2 separate regions of the Homo sapiens genome follow, and region 1 is linked to region 2. A link is an interaction called in ENCODE POLR2A ChIA-PET data of the cell type or tissue named here. Cell type or tissue: PC-3. All regions are shown on one strand. Each heading gives the region's core, and the rest is flanking DNA. Links, peaks and the distances in the headings are about the cores only.

Region 1 (4,397 bases), core at 131-4,130, 69 kb before region 2:
AGTCCTAATTTTTAAAATTTAAGGAGCCCAGGCATGGTGGCTCACGCCTATAGTCTCAGAACTTTGGATGGCTCAGGCGGAAGGATTGCTTGAGCCCAGGAATTTGAGACCAGCCTGGGCAACATAGCAAAACCTCATCTTTACCAAAAACAAAAAAATTAGCTTGGCATGGTGGCTCGTGCCTGCTCTCTCAGCAACTTCAGAAGCTGAGGGGGGAGGAACGCTTGAATCCAGGAGGTCGAGGCTGCAGTGAGCCATGATCACGCCACTGCACTCTAGCCTGGGCAACAGAACGAGACTCTTGACTCAAAAAGAAAAAAAAAAAGTAATGTTAGGAAAGATTATTATGCCCATTGTTAAAACATGGATGTTTTAATGCACTGTTGGATAGATGGATGGATGGGTGGGTCAGTTGATCTATCTGGACTCTGTGTGTGTGTGTGTGTGTGTGTGTGTGTGTGTGTGTGTGTATGTGTGTATGTATGTGTGTATGTATCCATGCATATGCACATGTGTGTAGTGTTTTATTCCTTTGTGACTGATTTTTGCTTACCCTTCCCCAACCTTGCCCACCCTTCCCCTCACTTCCATACCATTAAGATTATGTGGCTTAAGTAGTTATTACTGGTCAGTTTTTCCATGTTTTGGTTATTTTTTAATAGCTCATATCTAGAGCAGCTGATTTCCCTTTTAAAAAAATTGTGACATATATAAACAGATATAAACAAATGCATTTATGTACTTTACTGATGCATTTTGCAAATGCTGCAACAGTGAAGAGCCTTGCTATGCTTCAAATTTCAATAAATTTATATATTTTTTAATGGAGTTTCTATTTATAGTTAAAATATTCACGTACTGATTTTGTAGCTAAAATATTCATGTACTGTTTTGGGTAAGAAACGACACTGGGTGAACATTTTTTGAAAATGGTCATCTACTGGGTTTTTAGAAAGTCTCTTCTAAAGGACATTTCAAAAGCTTGTTGATACAAACTTATTCCAGTGCCTTACCATCTTCCTAGCCAGAGGAGGTTCTTTTTTCTGTTAAACATAAATTCCTGTCCTTGCAATGTACTCTCATTCCTTTCATCCCATCCTTAATGGAAAAGAGGTGCTCCCCTGTACCTCTTCTTCCTGACCTTGCAGGCTGTGGTGCAGCCCTGACCTCCTCTCTTTTTATCTGGACTGAATAACTGAGTTTCGTTTACATGTCCTCATAGGACCCATTTCCTAACATTTTAATCATTTTAGTCACTCTCCTTTGGACGCTATCCAACCCCTGCTTGCTGTGCTTGGGTTCAGGTCCAGAAGAGCTCTTAGTGTGGTGATAAAGTTCTGAATGGGGCTTCAAGTTGTGGAAGGGCTGTCATGGGACCCTCCTGCTCCTTGTTTTTACATCCTCATGTTATGTACCTTTAAAAATAACTCACTACGTTGCTGGTTCATGCTTTGCCTAGATCTCAGATTTTCTCTTTTCCTTAGATAAATTCAGTTTCCCCCATCTCTCGAGTGGTTAGTTTTTACTACCCTCCGGATTAAACTTGTTTCTGTAATCTTTACGATAGTGTCAGCAATTGGCCACTATCAACAGGAATTGAAAAATGCCAATCCAAAATGCAATTGCTTTAATACATATTTGTGATCATATGGATACCTGATCTTAAACACATATATACCTTGTTTATTACATTTATTTTGAATATTCTCTGGCCCCATTTGGTATTGTTCTCTAATTAATTGTGCTTTAGTGTTGTCTCCTGTACCAAGTTATAAGGAACTTGAGATCAGGAGCTCTTTTGAATTTTATACCTCTTTTCTGCTCATGACTGTGGAAAAAGTAGTAGGTGGTCAGTTCAGTAAATACTTCTTGATGGAACTGATAGATGACTACTCACATTCCAGAATTCCAAGGTCCATCGGAACACATTCACATCCTTGTAAGTTGGAGTGTCTAACCACATGTATATTTTGGTAAGCTTATTCACATTCATCTTCCCACTATTTAAGTCAGCAATGACAGTAGTACTCAAAGGCTAGGTAAACCCTTATGAAACTTGACTGTAATTGGATATTGAATAACAATTCTCTTGAGAATGGCCCTTGAAACATTTTGGTTGCACCCACCATGGTGGTCTAGAAATCATGTTTTCCTAGTTTATTAGAAAGAATGTTCTGCTGAGTTGAGTCAAAAGCCTTATAAAAGTTAAAATATGTGATATGTTATCTCCTATCCCCCAGGCACATCATTCTGACATAGAGGAAAATGAAATTGATCTAATAGGAATTGGCTGTCCAACTGTCATGTTGATCTTTACCAAACACCTTATAATTTCTCTGCTTGCAAATCTTTTAGAATGCAAAATGTTACATGTATAATGGCTTCTTTTGATGCAGATCATCTGTATACTAAGTAATTCCAGAGGTGGGTAATCCTGTGGATGGTAGGAAGCACAGGTAATGTGGTTAGCAATAGCACCTCTACATTTTGAATCCTATGAGAGGCAACATGCACATTCAAAATTAAATTAAAATTATTGAGAATGGAGCGGAAAGAGGGAAGAAAAGGGCAGTTAGAATAAATTAGTCCCAAGGGATCCTTTCCAAGTCTCAAATCATAAGCCAGCCAGCTGTGATATGAAACATGACAAAAGCCCATGGGCTCTCTAGCTCAGAAAGCTGCAAGGCTGGATTCTCTGTGATTGTTAATGTATCAACAATTTAACTATATACATGGAAATACCTTGAGTTATTACTTCTCTCAGGAGACTAAGCTATCTGATACTTACAAATAAGTAACACTAGGTCTACCTAACATTTCCTTATGGATTAAGAAGAATGGCAGATTTTGAGAAGCAACATGCTAGGAAGGTTTGGTAACTTTAGAAATGTGCCACGCTGTGGTTTCTAGGTATGCTATGAATGAAGAGCTTTGTGTGTAAGAAGTGGGAATTCTATGTGAATATTTATTATGTAAATTCTCATGTGTTACTAGGTTTATTTAAGTTTCTTCTTTGCGATCCAAACTTTTCCTTGAGAGGCAAGTTTATTTTTCACATTAACCTGATATGTAAATTTCTCAGTCACCCCCACCTCCCACCCCTAGGGCTTTTTTCTCCATCCAGTTTCATGGTATCAGGTCAGTATTTGGGCAGAGGGTGTTTATCATTAACAACTAGCTAGAGTCATATTTTTGTTTAACTTCCCCTTTGCTATAATCCACCCATCCTGCCTGTTACTGTGGGTTGTTGCCAGTTTAGGATTTATTTAACATGCCTTATGTTCAGTGATATATGTTGAAATTTAGAATGTATGAAAAAAGAGCCTGTGTTTTGCTTATGAATACGTCAGTCCATCAGCACGTATTTATTCTCTGTCCCTGAACTGAAGGTCATCGTTTCTTGGCAGCATTACTAGACATACTGGGATATTAAGCCAAAAAAATAGAATAGGTTGGTTAAAGATAGATTGAGGCAAAAATTGATTCACAGTTTGATACTTAAAACCAACTTTCCTGGTCAGTTGACTATTATCTGGCAATCAGGCAGAGTTGCTAATTATTGGCACCCAGGTGCCAGATGGTAGGGAGTAATTAGATTACAACTATCTTATCTATCAGTAGCTTTAGAATGAGAATAGTAGCAATTTTCATAGCCCTTTTCAATGGTCATGAAAACATTTTAAAAGCTGATCCTATGGAATATTGTATATCTGACTCCAGAAAGTAAATTTTTGACACATTACCTTGGGGAAAAATATGTGACAAGATATTTTATAATCTTGAAAGAGAGAAGTAATATTTTAGCAACTCTGTGTCCTGTTTGTTGCATCTGGGTTAGCCATGAATGAATTCATTCTGTTCTCAAAGAACTTGTTTTGCATTGATATCACTGTTTGAAAAAGTAAGCTGTGATAGAATTCATAAGCTGGAAAACTCAACATGCTATAAAATGTGAAAACGCAGGCCCTCTTAAGTGCAACCTGAAACAAGAGTGAATTGCCTTTACCTAGCACATCTCACGTGGTTCTTGAGTCGCTGCGGAACATACCAGAGTCCTCGCTCTTGTAGGCACACCACCTATCTTTTATAGGCTTCAACTGAAAAATACACTTAGTTGGCACAAACACATGTATGATCAAAGGTGATCTGAATAAAATATAGTTTTGATTGATGAATATGCAAGGCTTTTCTTTAATGTTTGAAGGAAGAATGATATCACAGTTTTGTTAATAAAATAGAGGTTAAAGAATGGAATTGTTTCTAGTAGGCTGCGCAGCCCTAAATCAGTCAAAAGTAATGAAGCAGTTTTCTGAAACAGATTGGGTTTCCTTACGAAGGAAGCCACCTTTGTTCCATGTCACTGATGCATTCCTTATAGGTGAGGTCACTCTGCATTG
Region 2 (4,397 bases), core at 173-4,172:
AGCTTGGGTAATATAGAGACCCCATCTCCACAAAAAGTTAAAAAATTAGCCAAGCATGGTGACGTGCATCTTAGTCTCAGCTACTCAGAAGGCTTGAGATGGGAGGATCACTTGAGCCTGGGAGGCTGCAATGAGCCAAGATTACACCACTGCGCTCTAGCCTGGGTGACACGGTGAGACCCTGTTTCAATCAGTCAGCACATACATACATATATACGTGTGTACACTATATAAGCAAGCTAATTTAAATCTTTTAACCAGAAACTAGGAAAAGAGTTGCAGGTTGCTCTAATAATTTAAGAGTTAGCAAAAAGAGTATTTTTGTGTAAAATAGAAGCCTTGAGGTTTTAAAGAGAATCTTTTCTTTTTTTCTTTTTCATTTTTTTTTTTTTGCGATGGAGCCTCGCTCTGTCCCCAGGCTGGAGTGCAGTGGTGCCATCTTCGCTCACTGCAAGCCCCGCCTCCTGGCTTCGCACCATTCTCCTGCCTCAGCCTCCCAAGTAGCTGGGACCACAGTCACCCGCCACCACGCCCCGCTAATTTTTTTTTTTTTTGTATTTTTAGTAGAGATGGGGTTTCACCGTGTTAGCCAGGATGGTCTCGATCTCCTGACCTCGTGATCCGCCTGCCTCAGCCTCCCAAAGTGCTGGGATTACAGGCATGAGCCACCACGCCCGGATCTTAATATGACTTGTAATGGGGATGGTGCTATAAACTGAACTTAAAGGAGAGATTCCTTATTGATATGATGGGAATCTCTCCTTTAAGTTCAGTTTATTTTCTTGACTTTTAATAGTCAAAATGTTTGTATCTGTAGAAATTTTATTGCTAACATTGGTATTTTCTAAAACAACATAAGTCAACTTAAAGGGTCCTTTTATAATAGTGTAATTCTATTTTTTGCACCTGAAGGAACAGGATGTTTTATAATGGAATCAGAAAGAAAATAGGGGATTTGATAGAAATAAGTGTTTTATAGTTAGTCTCTGAGAAATAATACCAGTTTTATAAAGTGGGATACCTATACTGCCCAAATAAATTCGTTTTTTTTTTAACTTTTAAGTTCATGGGTACATGTGCAGTATGTGCGGGTTACATAGGTAAACATGTGTCATGGGGTTTGTTATACAGATTATTTCATTGCCCCCAAAATTTGTTAACAATAAGTCCAGGCATTTTCCAGCTACCACTCTCCTTAAAGCTACCATACTCTCTATTTAGAAAATAGGGCAGTCATCGCTCTTGCTGGAGAAGTTATCATTCCTTTACTTGCACTAATTTTTCTATATAACCTGCAGATCTTTAAATCTTTCATCTAGGTGACACTCTTTCCTTACTAGTCAAATAAAATGACTCCAGTCCCCATCACATGTATTTTGGGAGGTCTACTGTCCTAAGTGTTTCTGAGGATTCCTGGGGAGGAAGCAGGCGGTGGAGAGTGTATGGGTGAAGGTATGTGCGAATAAGCTTATGACAGGCACTTTTCTGGTCTCTAGTCTTGGAATCCTGCCTCCCCATTTGATTCTTGATTACGCTGTGTAGTTCTCTCCACCCATGATTGCTGCCCCCTCTCGGATCTCATTGCCTCAAGCAGAGAAAATTTCCCTCTCCTTCATTTCTCAAAGCTTTATTTACCCAAAGCTGTTATTAGCACAGACTCTTCTGAAGACTGGGGAGTAAAGGAGGTGGAATTAGAACATAGTTCAAGTTCCTATGGGTCTGAAAACCTCCTCAGGCTTGTGGCTGTGACTGTAGTCAGCTTATCTCCCTCCACTCCCAACCTGAAACTACACCCACTTTCTCGGTACCCTAGGCCTTCACCTTTCTTTATCTCACTTTCCTATCCATGCCAGCTTTGTGGGTGTAGCAGTTAGTTATCCCTTTTCAACAACTAAAATACTTCCTTAAAAGAAAAGAATAATGCTCCCTGTGAGTAATGTTTTGTGGGTTTTTTGTTTGTTTGTTTGTTTTGTTTTTTCTGGGCAGCTAAAGAGATCAGCTCAGACTGCAGCTCACTTGCAAAATTTTAGAATTCTTCCCTTTTCCTTGCTATGTCTAGTATTCATCAATTGTGTGAGGCTTGTAGCGGCAGGCTATCACTGCCTCCCACCGCTGTTTCTCTCTTGGCTGTTCTCCCTGCATTCAGGTGTGGGATCCCAGATTGCAGAGGCCGTATCTGCCTTGTTCATTCATTTTATCCTCAATGTTTAGCACAGTGCTTGGCATGTGGTAGGGACCTAATAAATATTTGTGGGATGATTGAACAAAATGAAAGAACAACAGTTTTTAGGTAACTATCTTAATATATAGGGAAGGAAATCTTGACACTCCTATTAAACCTTGTCCTTTTCCACTGGAAACTCCATTCTAGGAAGCAGATAACCCCTGATCACACTTGCAGGACGTCTGGAATGAGGAGGCTTTTATCCTCGTGGTCCTGTAACTTCACTATTTGAAAACTAAGGTGAGGGACCTAGAGTTGGAATCAGGAAATAAAACCGTTTATCTCACAGACAATCCCTTGCAAGTGTAATCTTGCCCACTGCTGTCTGTTTTCTACTGCTTAGTCCAGTTTAGGTTTAGGTGATGCTAATCAAGATATGATTTAGATTGTACACCCTAGAGTGCAGACTTTGTTTTGGCATATTCTATTCTTAGCCAGTGTGCAAAAAATAAATAAATAAATACCCCAAAACAAAACTTTCTTACCTCAGATAATTAGGAAGTCAGGAATCTTTTCTCTACCAGCCTTCCTCATCCTGTGATTGGCATCTCCTTTTTAGTGGCTCATAGTTAATTAGTGGTCTCCGTGGATTGAATTTAAAGGTCCTTAGGTTTAGCTCTCTTCAGAATACTATTACATTGTTAAATTTGGCTCAAAAGGAAAGGAATAGCTATCCTCCTGTGAGACTCAGGGAAGTGAAGGAGCTTGCAATGAAGTGAAGCCACCTGGATGCAAGCCCGGGTCTGACTGACTTCACAGCCCATGTTGGTTACATGTGCTTCATGGCCCTGCCATCTGGCTTTCTAGAATCTTCAAGTGTGGAAGCTGAGATCTATTTGGATGTGTGCACGTGTGATGTGCTCTGGTATTGCTGATAAAGCTAAAAACACCTTAAAATTTAGAGGTGAAAAAGCACATTGGCCAAAGCAGTCAGTAGATAATTTCTTCTGAAAATGCAGACATCCCGCAAGAGATCTCCTGCCGTACCAAATGGATTTCAGAAGTAGGGGATGTCGGTTCACAGTAAGCCTGCCGGTGGGAGTGCCCTGAGGTCTGGTACCTTCAGAGCAGTCCATGCATTCATGTGAGTGAATTTGCATTAGTCCTCAAAGATTGTTTGTGAACACCTTCCAGCCTCCTTACTGCTACATCCCAGGTAACAGATTTAGGCAAAAGAATGACATAAGCTATTACTGCTTTAAAAAACAAACAAAACTTCCTGTTAGCCCTGCTCATGGAGACAGTCTGTCAGCTTTATCTTTGTAGTCTCATAAACTTCATGATTTTATAGAAATAAAAAGTCTCTTTCCTACATTTCTAGTATTTTAGCAAAGGCTTCCAACAAGCAGTCGTGTCCTAACACATTTGCTTCTTGTTGACTTTTTTTTTCCAGTTTTTTTTGTTCTGTTTTGTTTTGTTTTTTTTTTTTTAAAGAGACAGCATCTCACTCTGTTGCTCAGGCTGCAGTGCGGTGGCACAGCCATAGCTCACTGTAGCATGGAACTCCTAGGCTCAAGCAGTCCTCCCACCACAGTCCCTCAAGTAGCTGAGACTACAGTTGTACACCACCACACCCAGCTAATTAAAAAAAAATTGTTTTGGCTGGGCATGGTGGCTCACGTCTGTAATCCCAGCACTTTGGGAAGCTGAGGCAGGTGGATCACCTGAGGTTAGGAGTTCGAGACCAGCCTGGCCAACATGGTGAAACCCTGTCTCTACTAAAAATACAAAAATTAGCTGGGCATGGTGGCAAGTGCTTGTAATCCCAGCTACTCGGGAGGCTGAGCCAGGAGAATCACTTGAACCCGGGAGGCGGAGGTTGCAGTGAGCCAGGATCACGCCATTGAACTCCAGCCTGGGGACAAGAGCGAGACTTTGTCTGAGACGAAGTCTTGCTCTGTTGCCCAGGCTAGAGGGCAGTGATGCAATCTCGGCTCTTTGCAACCTCTGCCTCCTGGGTTCAAGCAATCTCCCAGCCTCAGCCTCCCTAGTAGTTGAGATTACAGGTGCCTTCCACCATGCCTGGCTAATTTTTGTAGTAGAGATGGAGTTTCGCCATGTTGGCGAGGCTGGTCTCGAACTCCTGACCTCAGGTGATCCTCCCACCTTAGACTCCCAAACTGCTGGGATTACAGGCATGAACCACCATGCCCGCACCCCGCCCCAACTCCCT

The links. ChIA-PET counts read pairs that join two places held together with the same protein. Peaks named below come from ENCODE experiments on the same cell type or tissue, not always from the same donor. Only the 100,000 strongest peaks of a DNase experiment are listed, where the experiment ranks them.
Region 1: POLR2A ChIA-PET joins it to region 2 with 9 read pairs; 3 of 35 experiments call an interaction of 5 or more read pairs at or near these places.

Annotation. Positions count from the first base shown.
Region 1 is chr4:169,251,696-169,256,092 of GRCh38, reverse strand. All of the region lies in intron 2 of SH3RF1 (SH3 domain containing ring finger 1), which reads left to right. Among named protein-coding and RNA genes, the nearest start is that of SH3RF1, 17 kb to the left of the region's middle. RefSeq lists an enhancer at 3,724-4,397. In PC-3, for the core only: no CTCF peak of the experiment used is centred there; DNase peaks (open chromatin) are centred at 1,272 and 1,922; H3K4me3 peaks cover 1,696 bases; H3K27ac peaks cover 3,600 bases.
Region 2 is chr4:169,183,008-169,187,404 of GRCh38, reverse strand. The region is part of intron 2 of SH3RF1 (SH3 domain containing ring finger 1); the gene reads left to right. Among named protein-coding and RNA genes, the nearest start is that of SH3RF1, 86 kb to the left of the region's middle. In PC-3, for the core only: no CTCF peak of the experiment used is centred there; no DNase peak of the experiment used is centred there.